7 separate regions of the Mus musculus genome follow, and regions 2, 3, 4, 5, 6 and 7 are each linked to region 1. Evidence: chromatin loops called from intact Hi-C (ENCODE). Cell type or tissue: heart. All regions are shown on one strand. Each heading gives the region's core, and the rest is flanking DNA. Links, peaks and the distances in the headings are about the cores only.

Region 1 (4,375 bases), core at 137-4,136:
TATGACTCACCTTCTGTAGCTTTTTAAAGGAAGATGCCTTCATGTTTTCTGACAACTTAACTGAAAAATACTATTAATTAAATTAAGGAAAAAGACACTAAGAATGCCTAGCTATAAGAAATTTCCAAGTAGAAATGGCATTTTCTTTAAAATAATTAAAACAAAACCAAAAACCCAAGAGACAGAAGAGCCAATACAATCTGGTGGCACGTATTCAAATGGCCACCACTCCCAGAACCCAGAGGACAGCCATCTCTCCTTGGCGCATCATTTTTAAATATGGACGGATGCGCTCCCTACAGATCCTCCTCCGTGAGACTCGTCTGTAGCTTTGCTATCTCACTGAATGAAACAGTGAGTTTGCTTTGATATTTCTGGCTGGGGAGGAAGGGACACGATAATTCTTAACAAGATTGCTGACTCACCCAATCAGAAAGGATACAAAATCTCTAAGCTGTCCAAATATCTCATCCACTTTCCCGACTTGCTCTTTGTTTTCTAAGTAAACAGGGGCGTTGAAGTAGGGCACCTTGTTCTCCTCGGTGGTACATTTACACACGATGTCATCTTCACAGGGATGCATGAATTCTCCTAACACTGAAACAGCACAGAACAGACACGAGGCCACTGCAAACACTGACCAACTCGGGAATCCAGTGGGCTTTGCCACTTGTCTTTCCCCATATCTGATCCCCTCTATGGCAGAGCTCAGCTGTCAACACTGTAGTCCCAAGTTAGCATGCCACTACCAGGGGACCTAAAAGAGACTCCCCTTCTGTCTGTACACTGTAAAATGAGGCCAGTCACATCTAACTGCAGCCACACCTGATGCTAAAGCAACAGGAACAACAAACTAGGTGCTTACAATGGTGCTCACTCGCTGTCCACCAGTTACCCTGTCATGGCTGTTACAGCTGCATTCAATGCTACGTTCCATTGACTCTTCTTCCTCCCCAGCCTCAAATGTGAACCACTCTGGCTTTATTGATCCCTCCCTCCTTTCTCAGAACTCATCACCACTACCACTTCTTCACCAGTGATTATCCCTTCCTGGGAAGTGTGCAAACACAAGGCACCTCTGTTTCTGTAACCCAGGATTAATACCATTCGCCTACAAAACTAACTCCCCAACCTTAGCAACAACTAGAACCTTTTCTTCTCACTATCAGCCAAGTTCTACTTATATTTCTTTTGAAATCCCTTCTCCATCCGTGTGTCCAATGCACAGACTTCAGGCAGCATGGAACCCAGGGAACTATGAATGTGGCCCTACACAAGATAGTACACACACTTATTTACAACATGATTTTGCAGGGTGCAAGGGAATGAGTGTTCAAACTAGGCTGCATGGTTATGGAGTGTGAATTCTGTAGGTATTTTCTGGTAACTGAAAATATGAGCTACGAAAACTAAAAACTTGGCTTTGTGTTTCAACTATATCACTAAGGAATCATACTTAATCCTAAAAAGTGTTCTGCCCTTTAGAAGGAGCCAGGTACTCAATGTTGTCTAAGTCTCATCTTTTCAGTCCCAACTCAAGTTCACCTCCACACTGCATTTCGGTTCTCATGATCAGTCCCTTATACGTGTCAGGGCACTCAAGCGACTTGCCTTTCGGAGTCTTATCAACAAACGCACTAATAACTTAAACCGGATTCTATTCCCAATGCAAAGGAGGTTAAGCTCAGAAGACGACTTACAGACGACACGTTCTGGAGGCCCTTGATCTTGAAATTTATTAAAGCCTCCACGACCGCCCCCTCGTCCAAATCCTCCTCGGCCGCCGCCCCTGAAACTGCCGCCGCCGCCGCCGCCTCCGCCCCTGAAACTGCCGCCGCCGCCTCCGCCGCCCCCTCGGAAGTGGTTGTTGCTGCCGCCGCCACGGTTGAAGCCTCCGCCTCCACCACCGCGATTAAAGCCTCCGCGACCTCCGCCTCGGAAAGACATGCTCTCTCCGGCCTGGCGAAATAGACGGGCCGCTCCTCCCGGTCACCGCGGGTCGATCATTTATCTAAGTCCCCTCCGCCTCGCTCAGGCCACCAAGAAGGGGACAGCAGTAAACGCCGCCCTGCCACTCGCCCACACAGCCAAGTGGCGAGCGCAGAGAGAGCGGTGTCTTCGCCCCAGCCCCACGACCCGTGGCTCGCCACCGCATCCCATGCCTCTCCACCGCATCCCGCCCCGCGGGTGCCCTCACCCTCGCTCGCCCTCCGCCGCACTCACCGCGCCACGTGCGTCTCCAGCCTAGCCCGGCGCGCGCGCGCGGAGGGACACTTCCGGCGCGCTCAAACCTCCTCGGCCACCGTAGCCGTCCAATGTTACCAGACTAGAAATTGGAAGGGCTGGTTTGCAGGAAGGGCCCGTCACTACCGGACGCAGCGGTCCCAACGCCTTACCGAGTAGAGCACACAGCACCGGAAGAGAAACAATAGCGTCCAGCGTGACCCCCCCCCGCCCCCACCTCATCCACGCAAGGGCCACCGCGCTAGAGGTGGCGGAAGTGACGCAAAATCGCAGCGCCCTCCGTACGCGACGTTTCCGGAAGTGTGGCGGCGCGTTGCCCTTGGAAACGGAGTTGTTTGAGTCCTTCCGTGCTAACAGCTGGTGAGGCGTGTCGTCGCTGAAGCGTGCTGGCTGCAGTTGGTGCTACTCGCCGGGCTCTGTCACTTCTTGGGTTGCGAGAAGGTCCCGACCTGACTCTGCTCCACGGAGTGTTGGCCACTCAAGCGGTGCTCAGCCCAGGACGTCGGAACCTGTCACCGCCAACGGAGTTGCCTCTGTGTGTGTGTGTGTCCTGTTATTATTAAATACGAAAGGGTGTGTGTCGAAGTTGCCTGTGTGTCCGTGTTCTGTTATTATTAAATAGGAAAGGGTGTGTGTTTGTGTGTGAGATGACAGAAAGGCAACCATTTTTAAATATGGTCTCAATGTCTTCATCAAGTACGTTTTGAACTCCGAGAGACTATGCACCCATCTATAGATGACACCTCACCTCCCGTCTCCTTAACACTCTCATCTCCGACATCGGTTTCCTTACATCACTAAAACTTCACTCATCACAAAAGAAGTGACCTCTAGTTCTTAAATTTGGTTGACTTCTTTTGTATCTGTATTGTCTGAAACATCTCTTGGCATTTGACAATATCACCTTTTATTTGAAAGAAAGTAGAGACTGATCCGCATATCAGAGGATTATTGTGAATAGATTTTTGAAAGATCTTTGTAAAAGATATAGAAACATTAATAATTCCAGTATGCCAGTTACTCTAAACTGTAAACTTCTTGAAAAAGTACACACCAGTTCCAAATATTTTTAAAAATTGGGCAAATGTACTTTAAATTTAGATGTTATAACCATATATATCCAATTATATATTATATTTATAATATAATATATGTAATATAGAACATACAATTATAAAATACTGAATTATAATATATGTAATAATTACATATGTAATTTTACATGCATACACACCATATATATATATGTATACACACACACACACACACACACACATATAATCAGCACTATCCCTACCTCTATTCTAGGCTTGTGGCAATCTCTAATCAAACCTGATGGGTTTCTGTTGATTCCTGTGAAGTACCTTTGTACTGTCATAGCTGAGTTCAGCCTTTTGACACTGCTACCCTTTTTCATTGCCACTCCAAATCACTCAATATAGTCTAAGAATTCAGATGCTCAAACATCACAACAGGCAACATCTCCCATTCTGGGCCCCAGACTAAATAAATGCTTGTTGACTTAACTTCTTCCGTCTGTGCTGCATTTGATGATATAGTGAATCTAATACCATTGCTGTTTTGTATAGTCTCATACTCAGCTCCCCCATAGCCCTGCACTTTCCCTTAGCAGTGTGTCTAAAGCCGTTTACATGATTAGTAATCAGTATGTGCACTTACCATCCCTCTGCCCCATCAGGCTAGAATTGCTGCCTTGTTTTCTTTGTCTTTGTTAGACTCTTCCTCTCTCCTGAAATAGCTCCATTTTCCATCCACTAGAATAGCCCCATATTCTGACCATGGAGGAATGCTCTAAATAATTTTACTATTTACACAGCCCCTGCATAAAATTTACATACACACATATACATGCATGAATGTACACACTAGAACAATAAACTTTATATCACACAATAGTTGCGAAAGTTTTTTTAACTATGGCAAAATATACATAATATAAATCGTCATTATTCTTAAATTATTCCCTGCTATTAAGTTCATTCACACGGCTGTGCAATACAGTGCCCTTTTGAATAGAGAGTGATGTTTTCACTGTGAACCTATGGGGCTATGGAGATAGCTCAGTGGATAAGAATGCTTGCTATACAAGAAAGAAGGTCAAGGTTAAAAT
Region 2 (4,375 bases), core at 146-4,145, 110 kb before region 1:
TAAAGCAAAGTGAAATATAACCCCCAGTTAAGTTTGATGCACACTGCTAACCGAAGACCACCCACTCAGATCATAGCCACTTTAGGGACATTAGTGAAAATAAAAGAACGCAGTACTGACTTGCTGCGGCTTACCGTGACATTGTTTCCCATCAGGAAGCAGAACAAATCCTGTGGGGCATGTGCAGTGATAGGATCCAGGGGTGTTTTCACACCCAAGAGTACAGCCGTGATTCTGAGTGGCACATTCATTGACATCTGCACAAGGACAACAGCCACCCATGAGTACCCTTGAAAATGAATTGTGAGATCCCGAACTGACACACAGTAGGGCATCTCATGCTTGCTTCCACTGCAGATCGCCATGGGAGGGTTCTCTCTCCAACCCTCAGAGAGGGCGACAGAAATCAGTTCAGTGCTCACAGGAGTCCTTTCTATCAGCCCAGAGTTACCTAGAGACCACTTTCTCACAGTTTTAGACAGGATTTATCCTTTGCTAAAAAGTTAAGACAGGGACTGGAGAGATGGCTCAGCAGTTTAAGAACACTAACTGTTCCTCCAAAGGCCTGAGTTCAATTCCCAGAAACCACATGGTGGCTCACAACCATCTCTAATGGGATCTGATGCCCTCTTCTGGTGTGCCTGACACATACATAAAATAAATCTTAAAAAAAAAAAGTTAAGATGAAATCCTCTAGAAAGCTAGGAACTCCTTTTTGTGACTCTGAGAATTGATCTGAGGGTCTTATGTGTGTTAAGCAAGCACTCTATCATCTGTCACTGAGCTACCTGTCTCTCTCCCCCTTCTCTGTTGGAGAAAGGGTCTCCCTATGCCTCCACAGCTGGCTTGAACTCACTAGGAAGCCCAGGCTGCCCTTGAACTGCAGTCCTACCATTGAAGCTGGGGTTAGAATATTTTAGCCACTTTAGGATATTTCCTGTTTTGCTTTTGGTCTTTCCCCTCCTCAGGAGGGACACTTCTCAACAACTCTGCTCTGACTGACATGTCAGGCTTCAGTCCTCTGCTTCCTCAGCATCAGCTGACTGGGCATAAGCAAGGGACTGTTGAATGTGTATACCACTGCGCCTTCTAAAAAGCAAGTTACTTCTCCAGGGCTCCAGAGCTGATTACAGTGGACCAGGAATTTCCAAACAGGAGGAGGTCTAGATAAGCTGGATTCCGTTTCCTGGGGTTCTCTCTAGATCTCATGTGTGGTTAGATAAGTATGGAATACTCTCAAATCTGGTGAAAATTTAAGAAAAGAAATTGCTCATCCTGATATTTTGCACAGTCAAAATAAAAGAGAGAAGGGGAAGAGAGGGAGGGGGAGGGGGAAAGAGGGAGAAGGGAAGGAGGGAGGAAGGGAGAGAGAGAGAGGTGTTGACTGCCCACTCAGAAACCCAGAAACCAATGGCTCAGTTGAAGAGATGGCTCAGAGGTTAAAAAGCAATTGCTGCTCTTACAGAGGACCTGAGTTCGGTTCCTAGTACCCACACTGTGTGAGTATCCACATTGTGTGGCTCACATTCTTAATTACAAGTCCAGGGGATTCCATGCTCTCTTCTAGGCTCCACGGGCACCAGGCATGCACGTGATGCACAAACATGCATGCAGGCTCTCGTACAAACAATATAAAAAAAATAATAAATCTTTTAAAAAAACTAAAGAAAATCTTGGCCTGTTATCAGCCCCTCAGCAACTGCCTAATGGTTTGCATCTAGCAACAAAAGTCTACAAAACAAAAACAAAACTCGAGAGTATAATAGAAATTAAAACAGAAGAAAAAGTTCTCTTCTGGGGAAAGAAGGAAGGGAGGGAGGGAGCGAGCAAAGGAGGGAGAAGATTGAAGTCTGTTCTTCTTGGAGGCCCTGGACACCCCCCAGCCCCCACAATACAGGCCACAGACAGACACACGCACTTCTCTAGCGGACCTCCTGCCACTTGTCAAAAGGACAGCTTCTGGCGCATGCGCACATTACCTTCGCAGTACTTCCGGTCTCGGCTTAACGTGTAGCCCTCAGCGCATGCGCTCGAGTGGGACTTGGGGTCTCGCTCACAGAGACCGAAGCGGCATGGTCTTCCCCTCTGTTTGAGAAGTTCGGGGTCTAAAACAGAAGAGTGTTTACTTCAGAGCAAATGGAAATGCGGTTTGTTTTTTTTTTGACAGAGGGCCATGAGAGAACTCACTGATTACAGCGGAGCTGGGGGTGGGGCTAACCTCGCAGTGACGTCACAGCGGTGCCGCTACAGCCTCGCTCTGCTCCAATCAGGATCTCCCTCCCTCCCACCCAATAGTGGTCAAGCCTCTTATTTGCCTAATCGTAAGGCTCCTGCTGTCGCTCAGGGGCAGGGCAGGGCATCCTAATTAGCTGGAGATGGTATTTAGTTTGCAAAATGAGCATAGCTTATCAGAGCCTTCATTTTGCTTTACATTTATATATTAAAACTATGCATACTATATCTTTAAGAGTTTAAAAACCTCAAACCTAACAATGTGTTTTTCTTGACTGAAATACACCTCAGGTCTGATACTTGACTGGTTTTATGGTCATTATTTAAAGAAGCAGGTTTCATACTTCATACTATTGGCATATGCCTCACTTCTGAATATTGCATTTTACTGCTGCTGGCATCCAATGTGTCATGACATATCCCAGGGGAAGTGTAAAGTATACTCACTGAACCGGATGCTTGGGGCAAATTAGCCAGAGTTGGGTTAAGTCACGTTTAACTGAGTACTACTGTTACGTGTGCTTATTACCCATAAACTGAGGCTTAGGTTAAATTCACTGTGATGAATCGTGGCTTGTATGGTAATTTGACTTTTCAGACCCAAATGTCAAGAATGAACAACGGTATCATGCAACCTTTTCAAAAGGTTAACAAGAACTTTGTCCATCTTGCTCCCTCCAACATTTGACCAATTTTAATCGTAGACCCTTTGTAAAGAGCTTCAGAACTTCTGTAAAGTGCTTTAGAAGTACAGAAGTAAGCCTATGGGTGAGTGAATTTTTTTTTCCAGAATGCTAGAGACCTGGGAAGAGATGAAGGTAAAGACTGAAGATTGGGGGTGGGTGTGGAGACATGGACCTTTAACCCCAGCACGCTGGAGTCGGAAGCAAAGATAAGAGTGTGTCTAGCGAGACCCTATCTTTCAAAAAAAAAAAAAAATTCGGCATTGTCAAAAGATCAAATTTGAATGAATTTAGCTAAATGACTTCTTCGTCTTTTATTATCAATCCATAAATCGAGCAGCAGTGAATCTAAGCCTCCAGAGGTACTGTGCTGCGGGAGGCCCAACAACTGGCCTTAGTGGAAGGGGGAAATGGCAATGTGAAGAACAGCTTGGGTGGCATCAGGGACTCCCCTTGTCGGAGTTAAAACAGCGCGACTGCTGGGGAAATTGAACTGTGGGGGACTTGGCTATCTCTGGTCTCTCTCCTGATTGCTCAGGTTAGATAAACAATCGGTCACGTGGAACATCATTTACAGTTGGGTCTGTCCAGGATCTAGGGCAGGTTTGCACTCAGCCTAAGCCAGTGACCTCCTGTGCATTCATACATCTTTATTCAAAGACACATAGAAAAGGGAACCCCAGGTGTCTACCTATTACAGAATCTAGAGGGATTCTGATGCCACAGTATTCAAAATATACTTTTAGAAACTCTAGCCTAGTGTACCACATGTCAGTTGCAGGTAACTACTTTTAACTAATCTGTCTTATATTCTTAAATATTTCTAATTTATTCTTTCAAATAATTAAATGCACAATCTTGCCAACAAGCAATACAATTTCAACAACACTTATTGGATATGTTGAGTTGCAGTGGGTGCTATTTTGGAGATTAATTCTAAAATTTTGTTTATTCTCTGTGGTTTTATGTCAGTTATACACACATATTATTCATATTTCTGTGCTTCACTTAAGCTTTCAAAAATTAGGATACAAGCAAAATTAGGGGGCTGAGGGTGTAGATCGCTGGTGGCGTTCTTGCCTAACTTGCAGAAAGCCCTGGGCTTAATCCCCAGCACAGCACAACACTGGGCACAGCACACAGCAGTATACGCTTATAATCTGTACCCAGAAGGCAGAGGCAGAAGGAGAATAGTTGCAGTTCATCTTCAGCTATGTAGTAAGTTTAAAACCAGTCTGGGGTACAAGTCCTTGTCAAAAGGAAAGAGAGAGGGGGAGAAGGAGGAGGATTGTGAGGAGGAGGAAGAGGAGGAGGAAGAAGAAGAGGAGGAGGAGGAGGAAATTAACTGTCAAGCAAAGTTAAAAATAAAAGGCCTCTAATAAAAGTGAAGGAAGAAAATTAGAAATGTATAGTTATTGGCAACAAAATATAGTCATTCCAACTTTAAAAAAATCAAAGCA
Region 3 (4,375 bases), core at 278-4,277, 74 kb after region 1:
AAGACTGACGATTAATGCTGTGTACAGTTTTGAGAACCAGAACAGAGGAGACCACACATTTCTAACCCTCCTATAGGCTATCTTAATCTCTGCTACAAAAGAGGCCAAGGCCGGAAAGTCTCAGGTTCAAGGTCAGCGTAGATAACACAGAACAGCTCTTGGGGAAATGCTGTGCCATATACGCTTTGAAGCTGCTTTGCTGTGAGCCAGGCTCTGAAGACTGCGGCAAAAGGAATGTGAATTTGAGGCCAGTCTGGGGTACGTTGCTTTTGAACCCTTGCTAAGGCAAGACTCTCTTGAGAAGCCTGCATCCGTGTTGTGCTGGGTAGTCTTATGTCAACTTGACACAAACTAAAGTCATCTGGGAAGAGGGAGCCTCAGTTAAGAAAGTGCCCAATAAGATCAGGCTGTAGGCAAGCCTGTAAGGCTTTCTCTTAGTTAGTGATCAGTGTGGGAGGGCCCAGCCCACTGTGGTTCGGCCATCACTGGGCTTGTGGTCCAGGGTTCTCTCTAAAAGAAAGCAGGCTGAGCAAGCCAGTAAACCATCTGCCTCCACGGCCTCTGCATCAGCTCCTGCCTCCAGATTTCGGCCTTGTTTGAGTTCCTGTCCTGACTTCCTTTCGCGATGAACATGGAAGCATAAGCCAAATAAATCCTTTCCTCCCCAACTCCTTTTTGGTCATGGTGTTTCATTACATCAATGAAATCCCCAATTAAGACAGATATCTTGGCTATCTATTGTAATTTCCCTACACATATATTAAGTATATATTAAAACTGTTGAGTGCTGGCAAGAGATCTTAGCAGGTAAAGGCACTTGCCACCAACCCTGGGACCTGGGACCGTATTATGGAAAGAGGAACCTGCTTCTGCAGGTTGTCACCTGACTTCCACAGAGCTGTGGCGTGTGTCTGCCAGCTCCCACACATACACAAATACATGTCAAAACTTTATTAAAAGACCCCAGCTTTACATTAAACAAACCCTTAGTGAGGGCGTGAATTTGACAGCCTTGAAACTGGATGTTATTTTTAATAGATCTTGAACAGTTACTTAGGCCCTGACTAGGCTGAGGGAGATGTGTGAGACAACCCACACTGAAGCTTCTCATTGGATAGGAAGAGCAGAGTTGGTCTTCAAGGCTTTCAAGGGACTTGGCAAGCTGTGGCTGGCATTCTTGCCACTTTGGCAGCTCTCAGGTGCCTTGCTACAAAGGCAGGTTGGCAGTCCCTTCCTGGATTCTGGCTCTGTAGGTCTCAGTAGCCACCATGACCCAGGAGTCAGCCTTCTAACACTCACTGGCAATTCTGAGGCAGACGGAGGAAACCTACTTAGCACCTATTGGACAAGGAAATGCCCGACTGGACTCTTCACTGAGAAATGGTGCTGCCTGGGTGAACTCTAGGCTAAAGGGGACTGAGCCGCCTCCCCACTCAGCCTCACCGCCAGGGTGGCTGTGGTTTTGCTCTATTGACATGAGGTTAGAACAAGTCTGTTTAAGGCGGGGGGCGGGGAATAATCGACTCCACGTCAAAGACCCCTGCCAAAGTTGTATCCTGTTAGCCTTCTTCTTTGTCCATAACTCTCACCTCCCTTTAATTTGGTAACTAACCAAAGGAGAACAGATTATTGAACCAATGACAGTACAGATGCCATCTGTTGAATGTGCCTCTTTCTTTTTTCTTTTTCTTTTTTAAGATTTATTTATTTTATGAATGTCAGTGCACTGTAGCTGTCTTCAGAAGGTGGCATTGGATCCCCCCTTACAGCTGGTTGTGAGCCACCATGTGGTTGCTGGGAATTGAACTCAGGAGTCAGTACTTTTAACCTCTGAGCCATCTCTCCAGCCCTGAATGTGTCTCTTTACATTTACTGGCATTGGGAGCTGGGCCAGGTGGTGAGTGCTTCCTGTCTGAGCTACTCCACATGCTGAGCCAGGAGGAACAAATGCATTGAGCCCATGACTGTGAGGCCTCCCTGAACGACACTGAGGTGATAATAAAGTTGTGCTGCTCTGTTGGACTTGTTACATCTCAGGTGCTCCGTAGCCACAGGTGGCTAGTGACCAACACACTGCGTTGTGTACATTGAGCAACTGGATCAACACAGAGAGGCCTGTCAGATAGCGCTCCCCAGAGTAGGGAAGGATGCAATGAAGGGTGGCTCAGAGGGCTGTGAGGTGTCAGTAGTGAGTCAGGGATCCCTTAACAGTGTCTTCATTGGAAATAGGTGACTCAGAAAACCAAAATCTGAGCCTTGCAATGCAGGCCTTGCCCTCTTCCAGTTAAGTAGATTTCATGTGCTGGAAACACTGTAAACCACAGAGTGGACTCAGTTCCCCTATATGATTCCGCTCCTGCTCTGTACACCAAAGCAACTGTGTTTCCCTCAAACTATAACCACAGAATTGTTTAACTCAAGGCACACGTGTTCGGATAAGAATGTCTCCATTTCTGCTTATCATTTATTATTTTGAAAGCCAGAGGAGCAGAATGTCGCTGTAGTTGATTTACTCATAGGATACCTCCCCCTTTTTCCCGTGAGTCTTAGAGGTCTGGGGTCTGAGGGGCGGAGCACCTTTGCTGCACTTTCGTTGAAAGTAAAATAAATGAGGAAGGTGTGGTGGCACACACCTTTAATCTCAGCCCTCAGGAGGCCAAGGCACGCGGTTTCTGTGAGTTAGAGGCCATCCAGGTTTACATAGAGAGTTCCAGACCATCCAGGGCTACATAATAAAATCTTGTCTCAAAAAAAAAAAAAAATGAAGTTAACAAACAACAACTTTGTTTTCCTAATAGGTGAAAGTAAAACATGACAGAAACCGATGGCTTCTACAAAAGGTAAAGATGTTCTTGTCTTGTAAAAAAGCCTTTCTGTTCTTGGTCACAACCATCTTACATAATGACATCTTATAAGGTTCAGTGATGTTTAGCATTTGGGGAGCTGAGATGTAGGTTTGGTTAGAGTGGTAATTCTCATCTGTGGGTAATGACCCCTGTGGGGTCAAAAGACTTTCACAGGAGTCAACTTTCTCAGGGGTCACCTAAGGCCTTTGGAAACCACAAATAGTTTCATTACAGCTCATAAGAGTAGCAAAATTACAGTTACAAAGTAGCAACAAATATAACTTGCCGGGTGGGTGGGGGTCGCCACAGCCAGGAACTGCATTAGGCCGTGGAGAACCTCCTCGGCAAAGGGCCTGGAGTGATTGTTGGGTTTTTTAACTCTTCATTAGTAGGGAAGTGTTCGATCCAGCCGAGCAGTACAAGATGGACCACAAGAGGAGAGGAGTTGCCCTCATCTTCAATCACGAGAGGTTCTTTTGGCACCTGACCCTCCCAGAGAGGCGGGGCACCAACGCAGACAGAGACAACCTGACTCGCAGGTAACTCTGGCATCATGATACACCTAAGTGCTAGCTAATCGTAATTTAGCATTGATGGTGGATTGAGAGCCTCCCTGGGACCCAGCATGTGCTTAGCATGCATGAGGCTAACACAAACAAACCTCTGGGTTTTCCTTGTCACTAAGGTCTGCAGTAGATGGTAAGAGTCATCATTGAATTGGCTCTTGTCACTGCTAAGCCCTTTCACAGGGCAGATGATCAAGGGAATTGCCATGGTCGGTTTTTTTTGTATGTCTTAAAAATAGGCATGGAATTCCTCAAGGAGGTAAGGGTCTCGGATAGCCCGGAAATACTCACAAGCTAATTCTGAGTTCATTGTGTCACCAGGTTTTCAGATCTAGGATTTGAAGTGAAATGCTTTAACGACCTCAGAGCAGAAGAACTCCTGCTCAAAATTCACGAGGGTAGGTAGCCTTGCTCTTTAAGGTCTCTGGTGGGATGGGTATTTGATGCTATCTGTCTGTAGATCTGATTACCTGGGTCTGTGATCTGTTGCAGCATCAAGCAGTAGGTTTTCTTATGATAATGCAATTTAGAGTCAGTCCTCCCTGCATGCTTTGAGCCTTCAGCAATAACGGCTTGTTATTGCTCTTTGCACTATCATTTTGTGCTTTCCTTTAATTAAATTGAAAATAGTTATAATTGAAACTGGCTGTTTACTAGGTTTCCTGCTTTTCTCATTAGCTTTGGAGGACATGGGGTCTCGGCTCTCCCGGAAGCTCTTGAGAGTCTGGTATGACACAGGGTGCAGCCACAGAGGCAGCTGTTGCATGGTTGCTTATAGGTTTTTGGTCTACTGTAGGGAAGTCTGCTTATTCAAAGAATATTTTAATGTATTACCAAAGTCACATGGATCTTTAAAAAATAATTCTGAAAATACCAAATAGTCACTGTATAAAGCAGGTTTCATAGTGACATTCATGTTCCAAGTGCATTGTGCATTTTTGACCATATTTACTCTTTATCATC
Region 4 (4,375 bases), core at 183-4,182, 300 kb before region 1:
CATGTCTCGAAAAGCCAAAAGCACCTAAAAAACCCAAACCAAACAAACAAAAAAACCCAATCTTGAAAATCACAAACATTTAAAAAACAAACAAACAAACTAATAAGTGTTGATCAGTATCTTTTGTTGGATCTAAATATTATATTATTAGGTACCTTATTGTCTCTTACTTCCTTCTTCCTTTTAGGACTAGAAAATACCATCCTCCAGAAAAATAAGGAGTATTTGGGAATGGTTGCTGTGAGCTGGTAGCCCAGGGGGAGGATTAGCATTACATAAATCCCTCTCCTACATTAATCTTTTCTTCCTAATTTCACAAGAATAAGGCAGAACTAAAGTAAAGCAGATAGATAAAGTTTTGGTATTTAGATCAGTAGGCCTAATTCTGTATGCCAAATTCCCTTCCTTTGTTCATTAATATCCCCTCCTGGTAGCCAAACCCTCTACCTAACTTCTGCCTCCTAGTCAACCTTGACTTCCCAGGTCCTCATCCTCAGCATCCTGTCTGCACGTGGTCTTAGTTCCGAAGGCTACCTGGCCCTAAGGTCAAGGTAAATCCGCGCCCAAGCTGCCCGGTGGAGGTGGTCTCAGAGGGTGCTGCGGGATCGAGGTAGTGAGGAGACTAGATCGCAAGACGTGATCCTCACATTTATTTGCCTGGAGTTCTCATGCCAGAGAACCTGGCAGATTTTACTATTTCCCAATTGTTTACTCGCCAAGCTTTCAGGTCCACGCGCCTCAGGGCTGCGCCTCTCACTCTGAAACTTCATTCAAAGGCCAGGCAGGGAGGCCCAAGAGGTGGCGAATGGGCTTGAGTATGACCTCAAGGCCACTTCCTCCCTCTTGGCGCCCTTCCCTCCCCTCCCCCAGTCCACCAACCACCTTCTTGTAAACAAAACTATCCCCCAGGGCGATGGGAGGTCTTGCTCTTCTGCGCCCTCTCGCGCAAAGGGTTAATTTTCCCGATCGCACGAGGGGGAGGAGATTTCCCTGTAGACGAGTAAAAAGCGTGATGGACAAACGTGCGGGCACTAAGACCGCAAGGCATTCATTTCCTCCTACGGTGGATGCGGACGCTGGGAGGAGAGCCCCTGAGCTAGGAGCTGGGAGCAGAGGCGCAGGCAATGCTCAACCCTGGATGTAGCTGAGAGGCTGGGAGAGAGATCGGCCAGGAGACTGACGGCGGGGCAATACCTAGGGGGGTGGGAGGGGGAAGCAGACAGGAGAGCACTCAAAATAAAAGGCTCTTTACAGATTTTTTTATTTTGTATAGAGAACACGTAGCGACTCCGAAGATCAGCCCCAATGAACATGTCAGTGTTGACTTTACAAGAATATGAATTCGAAAAGCAGTTCAACGAGAACGAAGCCATCCAATGGATGCAGGAAAACTGGTAGGTGATGCTTTCGCGAGATACTATTCCCGGGAGTGCATTAATGTCGGTATTCCTGGTCTGAGCGTGAGCGGAGCGACGGATGGATTGCCGGCAGTAGCCAGCAGATCGCGGAGTTCCAGGGTCTCATGTCTGCAGGAGACTCTGAAGCTGCATGGAAGCGTGCGGTTTGGGGGGTGCTCTGTGTGAGCCGCGGCCACGCGGGCATCTTTGTGTAGATTATATAACATAGAACATATAATATGTGTACCTGTAATAATATACGGGAGACAGAGGCATGTTACAATCCAGCTATCCCACCTGTGTTGTCTCCCTGCTTTCGCTTAGATTTGGGGGTTCTGCTTGGCCTCCCGCAACTGGAGCGTGCAAGGCAGTGGAGGGAGGACCCGGTCTCCGCTCCCTTTAACCCTCTTCAGCCCGCCTCTCTCTGGTCCTTTCCCTCTCCCCATCCCTCGTGTCCTTCCTTTCTCCTTGTAGTTCTTCCACTTTACTGCCCTCCCTTGACTGCCGCCTCCAGCCGTAGATGCCCAGGGTCCAGGACCCCTTCCCCACTCAGATTACTTTCCGGTTTCATAAAGACATCGGGGAGGAGGGGACAATGAAAACTGCAATAAAAATGAATGAACCCGAGCAAGTGGAGCCACGCCATTATTAAGTTTCTGTGTAAAGGAAACGCCTTTTGGACACGCTTCTCCGCGTGGAGCAGCAGTTTAAGTACTGGAAGGCTCCTGCCAGGGCAGTCTCGGAGGTCTTTCCCCAGAACTTCGAATCCGGGAAAACATCTTGTTTACTGAGTTCCTCCGGTCAGTCTTCTGAAAAATCCCCGTGTGGGAGGCGATCCGGTGTCACCTTGCAGTATTTTAAGAAGGGAGCTCCCTCCTTCCCGTAGACCGTGCTGTGGTTGGAGATGTTTCCCTCCGGTTTAGTGCGAGCCCCCTCGATCTCCCCACCCCCACCCCACCCCCTCTGCGCCGCGGCCGGCCCTCGGGGGGCTTCCGGGCTCCGGGAGGTTCCGCTGCCGCGTGCGAGGGCGCTCGCGACCTGCCTTCCCTCCCTCCATTCATCAATGGGAAACCGGAGACGCCGGCGCTCCCGGGCTGGAGCGGGTGGTGGCAGCCGCCGGGGGTTCGCCTTCTCCAGCCCGATCCCGGGCTTGCTGCTCCCGCCCCTTCTCGCCCGCGGGGAGCGCGCCCACCCTTGGCCTTCAGCTTGCGAGCTGGGCCCTTGGGCGGTTTACGGCGGCGGCCGGGCGGAGCCGAGACTCCGGGGCGCGCGAGTTCGGGCCGCGGCATGGCGGCTGCCTGGAGGCCCTGAGCCCCAGAGCCAGCCTGGTGCGGTCGCCGGCGTGCTCCTGGACACCGAGGACGCGGGCCTGGGTCCCGAGCGCGATTACACCCCCGGGGAGTCTGGATCGCCCCGTAAGGGGGAGGCCATAGGGAGGCCCGAGCGCTGCAGGAAGCCCAGCCCCCTCGGGCTGGCGTTCGGGGGGTCCTAGCGGTGCACTTCCTCCCGTTAGGGGCTTGGGGGGGAGGGGGGGCTGTGACCCGAGCTCAACCTGCCAACCTAGGGCTCCGATCTTCTCTGAGACCATTTGTCACCGTCCCTTGCAGGGCTCTAGCCTGCCTTCCTGCCTTCCTCCTCCAGTAGCCCGCAGCTCGCGTCTCTAGCTTGCTGCATCCCGGTTGGGCCTGTCATTCCGGAGCAGGCATTCCTAGCCTCTGCAGGCGCATGGCACTCAGTCTGCCCTGCTGCTGCACCACCCTAGTGCATGCTGTTTGTTGCCCACCCCACCCCACCCCCTTTTCCTAAGGTACCCCAGGACCATTTCCCGCCTCTTTCTCCAGACACTCAGTTAAGTGACTTTCACTCTGTCAGAACTAGACAGGTCCTTGGTCCTCGTGGGACTGAAAATATCCCAAATCCATGAATTTCTTTTCCCTTGTTATTCTTTGGCCACTATTAACTCCTGAACAGTACTTATGTTCTTCCTGACAATGTATTTTCATTATCTTATTTTCCTTATTTCTTATTTTAAAGGTGGCTCCTAGCACATCGTGGGCTGATGTGATGAACCTTTTCTGGTCTTTTTTTTTTTTTTTTTCTGGTCTTGATTTTGCAAAGCATTTTGCAAAATCTTACTTTGTACAAGGCAGATGCTTACAAGGTCCAGCGATTAAAACGCTCATTTGACCGCCAACACAACCTGCTCATATCCGTGTCTGGATTCAGCATGCTTGGCTTGCGTTTTGAACGCTGTTCTAGTCACACTGTAGAATGGATGTTCTTCCCGTCTTTTGATCGTTGGCTTTATAGTTTTGGATAGCTTATTACAGTGGATAAGCTTATTACATCTCGTCCGTGCTGATCTTAGCCACTGTCCCTTTTCACTTCACGATTCTAGTTCTCTTGGAGCCTGATTTCAGAACTTTCCCACCCGCTCTCCGCAACCAAAATGTCTTGGTCGTAATGAAGGTTCTCTTCTCATGTCATTAGACAGGAATCCCATCATAAAGGCTTATATATACCCTCTTGCGAGGGGAGTTGAGGGGCTCCAGAACCATCAAGTCTCACCTTCACCTGTCCTTGTCACTTAGAATGGTTTGAAATAGCTTCTGGAAGAAATCAAGTATAGAAGCCTGTGTGCCCTGTCTTTTGAGAACCTATTTGTAACTGTTCTTTAAAATCTGCTAGACCTAGTCTAAACAAAGTTGCTAATTGTAACAAATCTCTAGTAAGCTGAGTTGCCAGGGCCTCTGACCACCGCTGGGGTCGAGGTGGGGGTTGGGGGAGCCAGGCACGGGTCCTTACATTACAGTAGTCTGTATATAGGAACTAGCCTCATTTAGGAGCACTTGGAATAAGGAGTTGGTAAGACCAGCCCTATAACGCTTTACCTTAGTTACCTCAGCATCCATTCACGGAATGGGGCCCCAGGTTTCCCAGTAGCCTATGTGTAAACTCAGCTGGCTAAGCTGAGACAA
Region 5 (4,375 bases), core at 284-4,283, 2.0 Mb before region 1:
GAGCCCAGGATGTCCTATTTCTTTCTAGCCTTAATAAGTACAGTGACATAAAATCAACGCAGACTTTTGTGAGTGCCCAGTTTTTCACTTAAACATGTACCCATTAACTGCCCAGATGCACACCTAAAGGAAAACAACTAACAGCGACTAAACTGAAAGGCAGTTTAATACCACATGCTTCCAGGAAGCTGCTAGAACTGTTAAGACTGATACCAAACGGTAAGTTTATGGGAAGATTCAAGTAAGGGAACTGTTGAAGCCTATGCTTATAGATGCCAAGAAACAGGACTGACACAGATCACATGGTCTTCGGCATCAGCATCCACAACCCCTAGGACTCACTCAAGGAGTCAGCCAAAGACAAAGTACAGACTCTCGATCAAGCACTACAACATATCTACAAGGATCACATGCCTCACGTGATCTCACCCTGCTAGCCTCTCCTATGCTGCCAAGCCTGGGCTGAGCCAGGAGAACCCGCAATTTTAATGAATAGTGTGTAATGAAGATATCATTTGTAAAATCACTGTTAAAAAAAAAAATACCCAAGGTTCTTACAGAACCCGGGTAATGTACTCCAAAGTCAAATACAAAAACATTGTCTACCGCAGAATTCAAAGCACTCCCTCCCAGAGTTTGACTGTTAAGCCTTCCAAGGAATGATAATAAAGTCAAAGATGTTGTAATGTCCAGTTCTTCCATGAGCCCCTTTCCATAGCTTCACAAACGAGTTCACTCACGAAGTACTTGGAATAACATGATTTTGGATCACAATGCACAACAGCTGTCAAAGTAAAGTACAGAAATCAGGAAAATCAAAATACCAAACTAAGTAGAAATGTTTTAAGTCCATCCCCTCCCATTCTAGGGACGCATAGAGTAACACCTTCACTACTTTGACACACTGCTTAATTAGTGAATCATTTTATAATGCACTCATGACCCAAAGATTCGAATTACAAATCACTTGGTTCCAGTTTGTGTGGGCTGAAAGCTTCCCAATACAAAGCTATTGGCTGAAAATTGGGCACCATGCTTAAGAAAGTTCAAAACAGATATGTTCTTTAGTTAGATTGGCTGGCTTAGATTTTTTGATTCTAGGTTTTAATTCCCGAAAAATGCTTAGGAATAATAAAATCAACATCAATGCTATGTGCCCCCGGGTTTTTTGTTTTGTTTTGTTTTTTCACTATTCTAGGAAATAAAGGTACAACAGTAATCACACAATTTTGCTATTGGATAGAAAAATCTGAAGCATATCCCACTTTCCTCACAAGAGACGTGCTGCTCGGTGACATTTTGGTTAGATTATCGAGCATAAGGGTAGCAATCACAGCATGGTATTCCTCTCCAAAATTCTAAGTTATTGCTATGAAAGGATTCGCATACAGCCGCACCAGTCGCTTCAATGGCCAGTGTGCACTGCGATCCTGCAGCTCTTTACCTAAGAGTTCACCAGAGCCTGGAGCAGAAGTGACTTCTATTTAAAATGCACCTGGGGCATCAACCTTGGGGCCAGATTTTCACCTGTTCTGTCAAGGCCCAAAAGGAAGACCAAACACAGAGACAGAAGCTTTGGCGTTAAGTCAAAGCAGGGTGTGTCCAGGAGGCAGTGCCGGGTGCTTACAGGAGATCGTACCTCCCGAGGTAAGTCCTCAGGGACAGGGAGCCTGCACGGGGGCGGCGGGCACCACCACCACCGCCGATCCCCGGCCGCGCATCCCGGGCATCCCGGGCCTGCGCTGCCGCTTACCCTCCGCCCGCTCGCTGCAGCCGACCCGCTTCCCGGCGGAGCAGCCCGAAGCATTGCGTCCAGCAGCAGTTCCCCATCGCATGCCGCCCGGAGCCGCCGCTCCTCCTCCTGCCCCGAGCGCGAGCCCAGGCGGAGCAGCTGCATCCGCGCCGGCCGGAGCTCGGCAGACGGCGACGCCGGGAACAAAGGCCGCCGCTAGGCCCGCGGGCTCCGGGCTACCGCGGCGCGAGGGACGAGCGCAGGGCCGTGGGGTCCCGGGTCTCCAGCCGTCCGCATGGCCCGCTCGCCACCCGCCCGGCCGCCCGCGCCCGTCACCGCCCCGGCAGCCGCGGGAGGCCCGCGCCGCCACGCCCCCTGCCGCTCCCGGGCTCCCATTGGACACGTTTCTGGCGGCTACCGCTTCCGGCGGCTGGCGCGGGCGTCATTTCCGCTGGATTCCGGCTTGGCTGGCAGCGCCGGGCAGGAGGCGCTGTTCTCGGTTGTAGGTGCTGTGTGCTGAACCTGATCCTAGACGGGGATCTGCTCTCTCTCTCTCTCTCTCTCTCTACGCCACTTCTGGCGCCTTCGTCGCCCGCTGTCAAGCAGTGGGGATCATGCAGCGCATGCTCGAGCGCAAGCTTAGCCTTCGAACTTTGTACCTAGAGCGCACGAGCCTCCCCTTCTGCAGCAGCGGGTCGGAAGTCACCCAACGAGTGCGCTCCAGGATGGCACCAGAGCTAGAGGCAGAGAGGAGGGACTCACTGCCGTTACTTAGAACACACTAAGAGGCTTTTTGTTTTATTTTGTTTTGTTTTGTTTTAATTCTTAAAATATTCTCGTTTGCGGAGCAGCTTATTCTCGTTATACTGCCAGCGGACTGGAGAGACACTGTGCACTCCTAGGCGGATTTTCTTTTATTAAAAACGAAAAGTTCCAGCTTGGGCATGTAGCTCGGTTGGTAGAAGTGTGGTGGAAAAATCTGCAGTCAACAGCACTTGAGAGATGGAAGCAGAGTCATAAATTCAAAGTCAACCTCAGATACACATTAAGTTGGAGGTCAGTCCGGACTGTGTGAGACCCTGTATTTTTATTTTTTATTTTTTAAATTAAAAGTAATTTCAGGTGGAGAAGAGGAGAACCAGAAGAAGTCAGCAAAAGGTCTTGGGTTTTCGGGAGAACAAGCCATTTCTAATTCAAATATAATATTCTAATTCCAAGTTAAGAAGAGCAAGGCTGGGGTAAAGGTCCATGTTCTCAAATGCCACCCTAAAAACCCCCTTTCAGACACCAGGTAGCTTTAAAAGCAGAAGGCAGAAGTATGCCTGGGAGTTGGAGGCCGGCCTGATCTACAGAGCCAGATCCTGGCCAGCCATGTCTATGTAATGAAACCCTGTCTAACCCAACTGGATCCAAGGCATAGTTGTTTCACAAATGCCCAGTTCTGTGGATAACATGCTCCACTGATACCATATATTACAATTTTAACCCACTTTAGTGTGAGTGAAATGGTGACATTGAAAAAAAAAAAAGAAAAGAAAACAGTACTACTAGGAAAACATTCTTTCAACTACTCATTTTGTTGGTTCTTAGCATCAAGGCCAGCCATGATTTCAGTCTTAGCACTTAGTGAACTTGACTCTTTGGTATTCAAGTGGACAAGCCCCACTGCTCATTGGATGCCAGTGAAATGGCTTAATGGTTTCCTAAATTGTCACTGCATTTTCCTCCTCTCTTCCAGTACCTGAAATCAATAATAATAATGTAGCCTTGGAAATGGAACTATAAGTGCGTAAGGAAGCTGGTGCACACAGCCTGTAGATACTACCCAGTGTTGATGAACATGCCTTGAGTGAATGAGTCTGCAGAAACTGATGCTAAACTAAAGTCTGTAAAGCTTACATATTGCACAACTACACTTACAGGAACGTTTTAAAAAGGCAAAGTGATACAAATGACAAGCACAGCAAAGGGCTCCCAGGGGATAAGAAGTGGATCCATGGTAGAAAGTCTGTATTTGGGCTCTATGGATATCATCATGCCCGAGTTTGTGGTACTGTCCTGTGGCTTTGTCAGACACTACTATTGAGGGAAAGTAATGTAAGATATAATGGTGATAATAATAAATAATACATTATCTTACTTCTTTTAAAAAGGTCTGTGTGTGTGTGTGTGTGTGTGTGTGTGTGTGTGTGTGTGCACTCGCCCACACGAGCATGCATACAGATGCCCATAGAGGCCAGAAAAAAGGCATTGGATCAACACAGGCTGGAATTGGTTATAAGTCACCAGATGTAGGTAGTAGGGACCCAGCTCATGTCCCCTGACCCATCTCTCCAGCCCCTCTGTATTATTTCTTGAAACTTCATGTGACACCTTGATAATTGCTCATTTAAGCTTAAGAAATGGGCTGGACATGATGGTGCATGCCTTTAACTCCAGCAGTCAGGAGGCAGAACCAGGCAGACCTCTGAGATTTTTAGGTCTGCGGATTCCTAGAATTCCGGGTCATCCAGAGTTACATTGTGAAACACTGTCTCAAAACAAACAAACAAAACAAAAAACAAAACAAAACAAACAAAAACCCCCAAAGCTTAAGGAATTACAGCTGCAGACTTGACAGGGCACTTCTCATGGGTGCTCTCA
Region 6 (4,375 bases), core at 253-4,252, 880 kb after region 1:
GGTGCCAAGTTTACCAAAGAAACAGAGTAACAAGGCTCTGATGAACACTGAGGCTGCTCTACATCCTGCAGTATCAAATATGCAGCTAAGATTCCATTCTCTATGGAAAATACAGAGGCACATTGTCTCATTAGTATGTGAATTTGCTTTCAGCTTTAAAAAATACCACAACAGGGGCTGGAGAGAAGGTTCAGAGGTTAAGAGTATTAACTGCTCTTTCAGAGGTCCTAAGTTCAACTCCCAGAAACCACATGGTAGCTCTGAACCATCTATGATGAAATCTAGTGTCCCCTTCTGAGTGGCAGGCATGCATGCATATGTACATGTATACATGATAAGAAAAAACTAGCATAAATTGTGTATCTAGCAAATTGTTGTTGTAAAGTAAGCTTACTAGTTACTTTTACTAGTAAAAGTTTGACCTTATACCTATTACATATGCCTATTTACCCAAGGTTGTGCAAAAATCTGTCAGGAAAAATGGGGACACATAGGAGGAAAAATGCCAGAAGTGCTGGTCTAAGTGAACAAAACACCTCACTAGTCTCCTGGTCCACGTTGGTCCACACTTTTTTTTTTTTTCTTTTCTAGTATGACCCTTCTAACCATTCAAACTCAGACTAACAGATCATTTCTCCAGGAAACATACTGGAATTAAATCAATGCTTCTAAACTCTACTGTGTAGCAGAAAGCAATTGTGCGGTAGTTAGCATGTCTCCACTACCTTCTATGGAGGGCAGAGTCATTATATTTTCTTTGCTGTTATCCCAGCACTGAGTTAACAGAAAGTCAGTGTCGCCTGTCCTTCCCAGCAACATTGCTTAGGTACAGGTACACTCAGTTTTTAGAAAGCTGTCCATTAGAATTTTCAGCTCTCCCAGCACCACGTCTGCCTGCACACGACTGCCATGCTTCTCGCCATGCTGAGAAGAAGCCATTCCAGAAGCCAAACGGTAAATGTACAAAATGCGCCCTTCCATTTTGACCCAGTGGTTGGGGCAGCGAAATTCCCCCCAAACCCCATTCTAAAACCACCAAAACTGTGGCCCAATAGAAAGCTGAGGCTTCTCACAAAAACTGTCTCCAAAGGAAGCAAAAGTCAAGAAACAAGCTGGCAAGAATGAACACTAAGTTCTTAAAGCCCAAGGCATTAGGTGTCATATTCACGATTCACTGTGCTGAGCAAAAGTGAATGTTAACGCCACACACACCAGGTAATGTCTTTTTTTTTTTTTTTCTTAAACAACAACAACAATGTTTAAAGTGGCCTTTAGCATTTCCGTTAATGTGCACTCCGTAGAATGCCAACTCTACAGTTAAATACTGTCTTCTACCTCTTCAAATATGCCAAGTAGCCTCAGAAAGCAGTTAAGCAATAGCAATATGTCTACACACACCCTAAAAAAAGTTGAACCACTTTTGCTAACCAAAAATCTTTTTAATTTTCTGAATTAAGTAGTACACTACTTCCTAAATTCCTGAAGCCCAGTCCTGGATACATCCTGGAACTGTCGCTCCAAAGGGTGCTCTAGAGCCTGCAGACGGACTGCCAACTCACCAATAGGCAAAGCCACACCCCTCTGCATTTTCCACTTAAGGGATTTGGTGACAGATATCTAAAAAGCACTGCTTCCCTTCTATTTTCTGAGTCCCATTTTCTGCCCTCTGAGATACACCATCTTTTTGCAAGCCTCAATTCCAATCTCACGTATTTCTCAAAAAAACCGTGGCTTCGGTAAGTTCCCTTCTCATTCCTGTGATTTGACATAAAGCAATCCAAGCCCCTGGGGTCTGAACTAACAAACTCAAAGGTTATCAGATCTCTTCCACGATTTCAGGGTCCTCACGATTAGTTTAATAAAAGTCCCACACTCTCTCGACCAACCAAGGAAACACAGTGATTCAAAAATGATGTTCCCAAGACCCTGGTCAAACAATGCACAGCAAGAAATAACAACTAGCTGGACTTGACAATTATATCCAACTCAGCGCTCGAAGGAAAAAGCGGGCAGAGAGGAGACCATCTCTTTCCAGTGAAAGGCGTGAGCCTACGGGGCCCGGCTCGGGGGCCACGCGCCTCCGGAGCGAGCAGCCTGCGCGCCCACCCGACCCATCACGGCCGAGTTACCTCCGGTAATGAGGAAGTAAGATACCACTACCAGGGCGTACACCGTCATAGCCGACGGCATGTGCACCCAGGGCGGTTTCTTCAGCTTCAGGTTGGGGCATTCGAGCACTAAGAATGGGACTCGGTACAGAGTCTCCATGTCCCCGGCGGTAGGGCCAGCCCTCTGGCCTCCAGCCTCCCGCACCGCCCGGAAACACGCCCGCCTACTGCGCATGCGTAAGCCGAGGACCACAGGTCTGTAGAAGTCAGAAGGAGACAAGATATTCACTGTAGAAAGAAAGAAATTGCACTAACCTGATAAATAATATACATATTTAAAAATAAATAATAATGGTCGTTTTTAGGCTTGAGTGTGGGTTAGAAGCTTTTTTCTTACTGAGAGATCATTGTTTATTATATACCTTCCAGGACCTGCAAGGCGTCCTACGTGGCCAAGCCACAGAAGCGGAGAGATTAGCATCCCCACTGCCCCGCCCACTTGCTGACGCCACCTACTTGAGAGCTGATTGGCTGCTGGAAACTCTTAAGTTCATAGAGCTGGAGGATGAATGAAAGTTTAGATGTGTGCTCCCTTTTAGTATTGGAGGTCTCCCCTCGGGGCTTTAAAAAGCTCTAATTCGCTGAGCTTTTTCTTCATGCTGTATAGCGACGCTAATTGGCAGTAATTGCCAAAGTAGTATGGGCTTTATAAAAAATAATAATAATAAATGAATAAAACCCACACAGTCCATGTCAACCACAAACTGTGACAGAACAAATATTACTTTAAACCATTTTCAGTCACGCCTGAGTTAGTAAAAATCACCCAGGCCAAAAATCTTGAAGTCATTCTGGTTTCTCACCTTAATTACCTGCTTAGTAGGGCGCCGGCTTCAGCACCATAAATACTAAAATTGGAACGGAAAATCCTGCCACCTGGCTACTTCAGGTGTCTTCCTGCCAAGGTATCAAATGTAAATAAGAAAGGACTTTACTAGCTAGAGACAGTAATCCTGATCAATCAAGGAAATAACGGGCTATTATAAAACAGCAAGGAGGGGGGAAATGTTTTTGGAATACAGAAGCTCCGCTGCAGTGCCTCTTATCGTTCCCGTATCCTATGATAAAAAGCTTAAGCAACATAACAAGCCAATGGGGGTAGAAATGTTAGTGGCTTGGACCATTCAGATTTTAAAATTTGAGCCACAGCAGGAGTTAAGGAACTAAAATCATCTACTGTTAGTTTTACTATAAGCAACAGAAATATGAAGTGTGAACTGGCGATGAATATATTTTTTTTCAAAAACATACAATATGGATATCATGTCAAGCTGTGTCATACCATGCTTGTATTTCATTAACTCACAAAGCTGGAGTACCGCCGGGCAGTGGTGGCACACACCTTTAATCCCAGCACTTGGGAGGCAGAGGCAGACAGATTTCTGAGTTTGAGGACAGCCTGGTCTACAGAGTGAGTTCCAGGACAGCTGAGGCTATACAGAGAAACCCTGTCTCAAAAAACCATTAAAAAAATAAATAAATAAAAAGCTGGAGTAACATTGCCCAGATCCTTCTCACTGCATAATTATTTTGGTTTTCTTTTTTTTCTCTCTCTCTCTTTTTTAAAAAGGTGCCAGGATCAAAATTAGTGCTACAAATATGCTAGGCTGAGTTAAAACTCTGAAACGTTTTTAATTAGAAGAAACATCATTAGTTTTAAGAGACAGTATTTTTTTTAAACTACGGTCATTATTTCTAAAACTTTAAAATACTAAATTGAAAATGGGTAGATTAAATAAATATCTGGTGAAGCATCAATATAGTGAGATACTGGGGAACCAGCACATGTGATGCCAAAGAAGTTCATTTTTCCTGAAATGGAGAGATGCTCAGGGCAGGTCTGAAATGAAGAATAGCGGGAGTGAAAAAGAGGCCCGTGGAGAACTGACTCATTCATGTGTGCATTTTTCAGGCATCGTGCACTGACGAAAGTCTAAAGGAACATAAAAACAAACGTGTGTGTGATAAAACTGTAGACTATGCCTTTTCCAAAATACTACCAATTACATACGAACAACGTTTGTATGTAATATGCATGTTCAATATGTTATATTCTATGTTCGAAAAGTTTAAAGAGTTCCCAGTTATAACATGGCAGTTACTTTCTACCAAAGAATACAGTGCTGTGTTCTCCAAGGATTAGCTGGTTATAGTACAGTATAGTATAGTATAGTATAGTATAGGTTATATAGGTCTGCTTGTATCCA
Region 7 (4,375 bases), core at 86-4,085, 900 kb after region 1:
GAGAACAAGCCAGCAAGCAGCATTCCCCATGGCCTCTGCTTCAGCTCCTGCCCTGACTTCCCTCAGTGATGGGACTAGCACCTCCAAGTGCAAAATAACATCCACCCCAAGTCACCTCTGGTCACAGTTATCACAGTAATAGAAACTTAACAGACAACACCCAAGACAAGACCATCACTTAAATAGTTTCTGACTAACGTTATTTCTTGCACCAGGATCCAGGACATATTATTGAAATGTTTTATTCACTTTATTATTTTCCATAAAACCTAGCTACCAGCTGTGAACTGGAACGTGTGTGTGTGTTGTGTGTTAGTGTTAAAGACAAGGACACCATCTCTTTTTTTTTCGAGACGGGGTTTCTTTGTATAGTCTTGGCTGCTGGCTGTCCTGGAACTCACTTTGTAGACCAGGCTGGCCTCAAACTCAGAAATCCGCCTGCCTCTGCCTCCCCCCATCTTGTTAGGCCCAAATCTAGATTCTGTAGGGGATGAATCAAATATGCCAAGCAAATCCCCGTAGCTCAAAAGTCACCACCTTAAGGTCAAACACCAGAGCCTGGAAATCTTTTCCGTTTGCATCATTCAGGTTTGGCCTCAAATGCCAGCCCAGCTTCTACAACTGCATGACATTTCTCTGCTCTATGTTATGAGTCCAGATGGCCTGCATTAGAACATCTGCCCCGTGCCTGTATTAAGGTACTAGGCCTTCCTCCTTTTAGTGAACAACTACCACAAACAGGGCAGGCAGATTATTGTTGTCAAGACACAAAACAAAAAACCCACTTGGTCAGAGCATTCTGTAAAACTACCAAACAAACCAGAGTCCAGCCCGGCTTCTGAATTCTCCCCTTAGACACTGAGCACTGCACTGTACTAACTATGAGTATGAAACTGGAAGTGCTGGTTTCCCCCCTAAACAACCCCACCTAGCCAGAAAGTCCACCCAGAAGTTCTGAAATGTTATCTGGTGCTCTGCAAATAAGCCACAACCATCCTTGCACTCTTCCCAGATTCCAAAAGATTTAAACCACCAAACCCTCTCTAGGCCAGTAAGGCAAGGGCTTGCTGCCTAAAAGCATCTGTATATCCCAGACCTTCATCTTGTCAAGCCGGACCCTCAGTTTTGCTTCGAGTCACCTGGTTCTACCATCCAAGACTAAAGCCCTTCACAATCTTTTCTACCTTTGTCTGTCACCTCCTCAATCAGCCACCCAAACCAACACTGTTCCCTAACCCTCCAAGACCGTCTCCTCCCCAGCTGCCTACGAGCGATCAAACACTAACTCAGCATCTCTTTCCTGTCTGCTCTCTGTAAACCAAAGCTACTTTAAAGACACCCCCAAATTCTGACACAACAGGAGCACCTAGCAGGTGTCAAGGGGCGACTCCAAGCTCACATGCCGTGTGACAAACACCCAGCTTGCCTCGGCCCTCACTCACTCACCTGTCACGGACACACTTGGCACACATGGAGCCGCCATAGGCCCTGCTGACGTGCTTCTGTGTCTTAGACAGTCTCATAAGGACTTTGGGCCGCACAGCACGAACCTGTAGAACAAAGACCGTGATTACCTTAAGATGCTCAAGGAGAAAGACATTTATTTCCTAGTAACTGGGAACTGGGTTACAAAGGGAAGTCTGCTTTTACTGGGAAGCCATTTTGGTCATTTCTCACATTGGCTACTTCGGACTAGAGATATCAAGTCCGCCTACTGAGGGATTAAAACTCTATCAAAAGGACACTCACCCCTCGAAGTCTGCCTGGGCACACGCCACATGCAGATTTAGGTGCTTTCCCAACCTTCTTGGTGTAGAGGTAAACAATCCTGTTGCCAGGGGTTCGAGACCTAGGAAGGGAGATTGTAAGTAGCTCAGCATACTAGAGAAAGCGATTTGAAAGTTATTTCAAACTTGCAGATACTTACAGCCTAGTTTTGTTAGAGGCTGTGTTGTAGGAAAGCCTACGGCGGTATGTCAAACGCTGGACCATCCTGAGTGCCTACAATTTAGAGAGAACACAATCACCTTTCACCATAATAAAGGCCAAAGCGTCACCACATAAAATATCTTACATTCATATACACACTCATTCACACCGTGCTCTTACAAAGGCCCGGTTCTAAAGAATCCCACATTTAAACTAGAGATGAAGAGCTCCTGGGCTCTAAGACAGTATTCCCCCCTAATTTATACAGCTACCAGTAGGATGAAGACACCGAACTACCCCAGTGGCGGCAGCTGGTAAGGCGTCATGACAATCTAGGTCTTGTCCCAAAACAGCGTCCTGGAGAAGTCTTGTTTACTACTAGGGCCGGGTTTCGTGCTGTTTCAAATCCAACTTCGTTCGTTCCTTAGCAGACCAGCTACTAAAGGACTCTCCAGCCCGCAGCAGCGATGCTGCATTTTGGACTCCAGACCGTCAACGTGCCAGACAAACATTCTACCCGAGAGCTTCACACACAGGCGACTTCGTTTAAATCTCAAGCCCTGGGACGAATGGCTGGAGTTGATTAATAAGCGCTACAGGTGACCTGTCTTCCACACCTTCCCAACACCCACTTTACGTAAAAGGAGCCCAAACGCCAAGCGCGACCCGGACCAGTGCTAAGGACCCTGAGCCGCCACTGCTTGATTCGTATCTTCCTAACCAAGCCAGCCGCCGCCGCCGCGTCCCGCTCGCTGACTAGCCACCATGGCAGACAGCACCAGGGGAGCAGCCGGAGGCCGCGCTCCGCTCGCTCTGCGCTTCACGACCACGACTCGGTCTCTCGCTCGCCGTAGCCGACGGCCAGGGTGCGCGCAGCTCCGGCCACTCACCGCTTCGGAAGCCGGGTTTGATCTCGGGCTTCCCGAGTCTACGAGCCGAGGCCTCGGCCGGTACGCACCTCTCCTCGTCCCTCACCACCGACCCCAGCGACAGTCCCGACCCCAAGGGCGTCCCGCCCGCCTGACGCCTCGGATGGCTACGGATCGTAAACGGTAAAAAAACACAGAGCAGAAGAAGGCCACCATACCTCTGAGCACCGTCCCCGGAAGAGGAAAAGGAAGGGGCGGGTGAGTTCAGGGGTCAAGTGTGACGGCGCCGGACAGGAAGTACGTCAGGGAAGGCGGCGCGTCAGCGAGCGCGCCGCCATGTTGTACGGAAGCGGACGCGGGGAACCTGTGTGGATGGCGCCGCGTTGAGCGGCGGATGTGTAGTGCGGCTTCCGTAGGCGGGTGCGTTTTCTAGCCCCGGTAGGAACGTCACGTGAGAAGTTAGGTGTAGGGTCCCTGGTGGGAGCAAAAGCGAGTGACAGAGGAGGCGTCCCCACTTCCATAAGAGAAAACAAGGGCCACGATGCCTTTATCCTAGGGTAATTAGACCTGGTTTAAAATCTTTATGGCGTCCTGTACATAAGGTAGCCCGGGCCCTTCTGCTTCCCGGCCTCTTCTGTTTTTCAGCCAGAGCACACACTTTACAGACTTTTAACCAAGCATTTGCTAATTACTAGCTATCTCACTTTGGGCAAGTCCGCAAGTCTCTAAAAGGAAGATATTAAATACCCCTGTGGCGCTCTGATCAAAAGATCTCCCAAAGTTAAAGCACTTAACCTGCAAGTCTTACAGAGAGCAAGAACGCTATAAAGGGTGGTTAATTTATGATTGTGTGCAAACGACTATTTGAGACTTTGCCTGGATGGTAAAGTTTTGTCTGCAAGATGAAGAGGAGGACCAGAGGGAGTCAGCGACCTCCAAATGTCTATGTGAACGTTTACACTATGGGTCCTTGTTTTTCATCATGTTGTCAAAAGTAATGAACACCTTCCTTGGACTTGAAAGAAGAGCCCATTATCACTGCCATCTTTGTCAAGAAACTAGGTAAACCGCTCTGACTATATCCTTTCCTCGGGTCTCTCTCAAATAGCTGTCCGTATGCATGCGCCTGCGGTCTCTGTTCTTCCCACTGTGGAATCTCTCCAGTCTCTGTTTTAGGCGTTGGATAAAGGCTGGTGTAGAGAGACAAACCTAGTTTTGAATAAATGAATGAATACATTTCCTTATTCATTTTTAAATGAAGACATGCCAAGGCAAGATCATCAAATTAAGCCGGGCAGTGGTGGCGCACGCCTTTAATCCCAGCACTTGGGAGGCAGAGGCAGGCAGATTTCTGAGTTCAAGGCCAGCCAGCCTGGTCTACAGAGTGAGTTCCAGGACATCCAGGGCTACACAGAGAAACCCTGTCTCGAAAAAGCAAAAAAAAAAAAAAAAAAAAAAAAAAAAAAGCAAAAAAAAAAGAAAAAAAAAGTCATCAAATTAATGACCTAAATGTTTTCACCCAGTCCATTCATGTTTTCATTGCATAACATGTAATGCCCTGATATAATCAGCTACCC

The links. Hi-C counts contacts between places; a loop is a spot of excess contacts. Peaks named below come from ENCODE experiments on the same cell type or tissue, not always from the same donor. Only the 100,000 strongest peaks of a DNase experiment are listed, where the experiment ranks them.
Region 2: a loop joins it to region 1, with 4 times the contacts of the local background. A loop is called at or near these places in 6 of 42 quality-filtered maps.
Region 3: a loop joins it to region 1, with 5 times the contacts of the local background. A loop is called at or near these places in 5 of 42 quality-filtered maps.
Region 4: it touches region 1 in a loop (2.3-fold over the local background); 4 of 42 quality-filtered maps call a loop at or near these places.
Region 5: it touches region 1 in a loop (8-fold over the local background); 2 of 42 quality-filtered maps call a loop at or near these places.
Region 6: a loop joins it to region 1, with 4 times the contacts of the local background. A loop is called at or near these places in 8 of 42 quality-filtered maps.
Region 7: it touches region 1 in a loop (15-fold over the local background); 3 of 42 quality-filtered maps call a loop at or near these places.

Annotation. Positions count from the first base shown.
Region 1 is chr3:129,828,895-129,833,269 of GRCm38, forward strand. It overlaps Gar1 (GAR1 ribonucleoprotein), which reads right to left and starts at 2,502. Exons shown (of 7, transcript NM_026578.3): 1 at 2,224-2,502; 2 at 1,701-1,959; 3 at 443-597; 4 at 11-70. The coding sequence starts at 1,947. In heart, for the core only: no CTCF peak of the experiment used is centred there; a DNase peak (open chromatin) is centred at 2,417; H3K4me3 peaks cover 2,684 bases; H3K27ac peaks cover 2,002 bases.
Region 2 is chr3:129,723,136-129,727,510 of GRCm38, forward strand. Egf (epidermal growth factor) reads right to left here. Exons shown (of 24, transcript NM_010113.4): 6 at 1,980-2,105; 7 at 135-257. Among named protein-coding and RNA genes, the nearest start is that of 6330410L21Rik, 28 kb to the right of the region's middle. In heart, for the core only: no CTCF peak of the experiment used is centred there; a DNase peak (open chromatin) is centred at 2,016; H3K4me3 peaks cover 1,307 bases; H3K27ac peaks cover 1,819 bases.
Region 3 is chr3:129,902,668-129,907,042 of GRCm38, forward strand. It overlaps Casp6 (caspase 6), which reads left to right. Exons shown (of 7, transcript NM_009811.4): 2 at 2,799-2,840; 3 at 3,236-3,385; 4 at 3,734-3,810. The coding sequence starts at 2,812. It overlaps Gm40150 (a long non-coding RNA gene), which reads left to right and starts at 3,818. Exons shown (of 2, transcript XR_867638.1): 1 at 3,818-4,375. In heart, for the core only: no CTCF peak of the experiment used is centred there; no DNase peak of the experiment used is centred there; H3K4me3 peaks cover 343 bases; H3K27ac peaks cover 267 bases.
Region 4 is chr3:129,531,375-129,535,749 of GRCm38, forward strand. Elovl6 (ELOVL family member 6, elongation of long chain fatty acids (yeast)) reads left to right here and starts at 1,012. Exons shown (of 5, transcript NM_130450.2): 1 at 1,012-1,121; 2 at 1,274-1,394. The coding sequence starts at 1,306. It overlaps Gm35986 (predicted gene, 35986), which reads right to left and starts at 1,014. Exons shown (of 3, transcript NR_153368.1): 1 at 883-1,014. In heart, for the core only: a CTCF peak has its summit at 2,430; DNase peaks (open chromatin) are centred at 987 and 2,527; H3K4me3 peaks cover 3,703 bases; H3K27ac peaks cover 3,835 bases.
Region 5 is chr3:127,835,396-127,839,770 of GRCm38, forward strand. Ap1ar (adaptor-related protein complex 1 associated regulatory protein) reads right to left here and starts at 2,128. Exons shown (of 10, transcript NM_145964.3): 1 at 1,754-2,128. The coding sequence starts at 1,830. It overlaps Gm43653 (a long non-coding RNA gene), which reads left to right and starts at 2,102. Exons shown (of 2, transcript XR_003954551.1): 1 at 2,102-2,788; 2 at 3,471-4,375. In heart, for the core only: a CTCF peak has its summit at 2,222; a DNase peak (open chromatin) is centred at 2,166; H3K4me3 peaks cover 2,468 bases; H3K27ac peaks cover 1,942 bases.
Region 6 is chr3:130,707,108-130,711,482 of GRCm38, forward strand. Ostc (oligosaccharyltransferase complex subunit (non-catalytic)) reads right to left here and starts at 2,337. Exons shown (of 4, transcript NM_025509.3): 1 at 2,130-2,337. The coding sequence starts at 2,268. In heart, for the core only: no CTCF peak of the experiment used is centred there; DNase peaks (open chromatin) are centred at 2,304 and 2,604; H3K4me3 peaks cover 2,642 bases; H3K27ac peaks cover 2,073 bases.
Region 7 is chr3:130,727,302-130,731,676 of GRCm38, forward strand. It overlaps Rpl34 (ribosomal protein L34), which reads right to left and starts at 3,097. Exons shown (of 5, transcript NM_001005859.3): 1 at 3,017-3,097; 2 at 1,928-2,001; 3 at 1,750-1,849; 4 at 1,447-1,550. The coding sequence starts at 1,992. In heart, for the core only: a CTCF peak has its summit at 2,223; a DNase peak (open chromatin) is centred at 3,120; H3K4me3 peaks cover 2,890 bases; H3K27ac peaks cover 1,773 bases.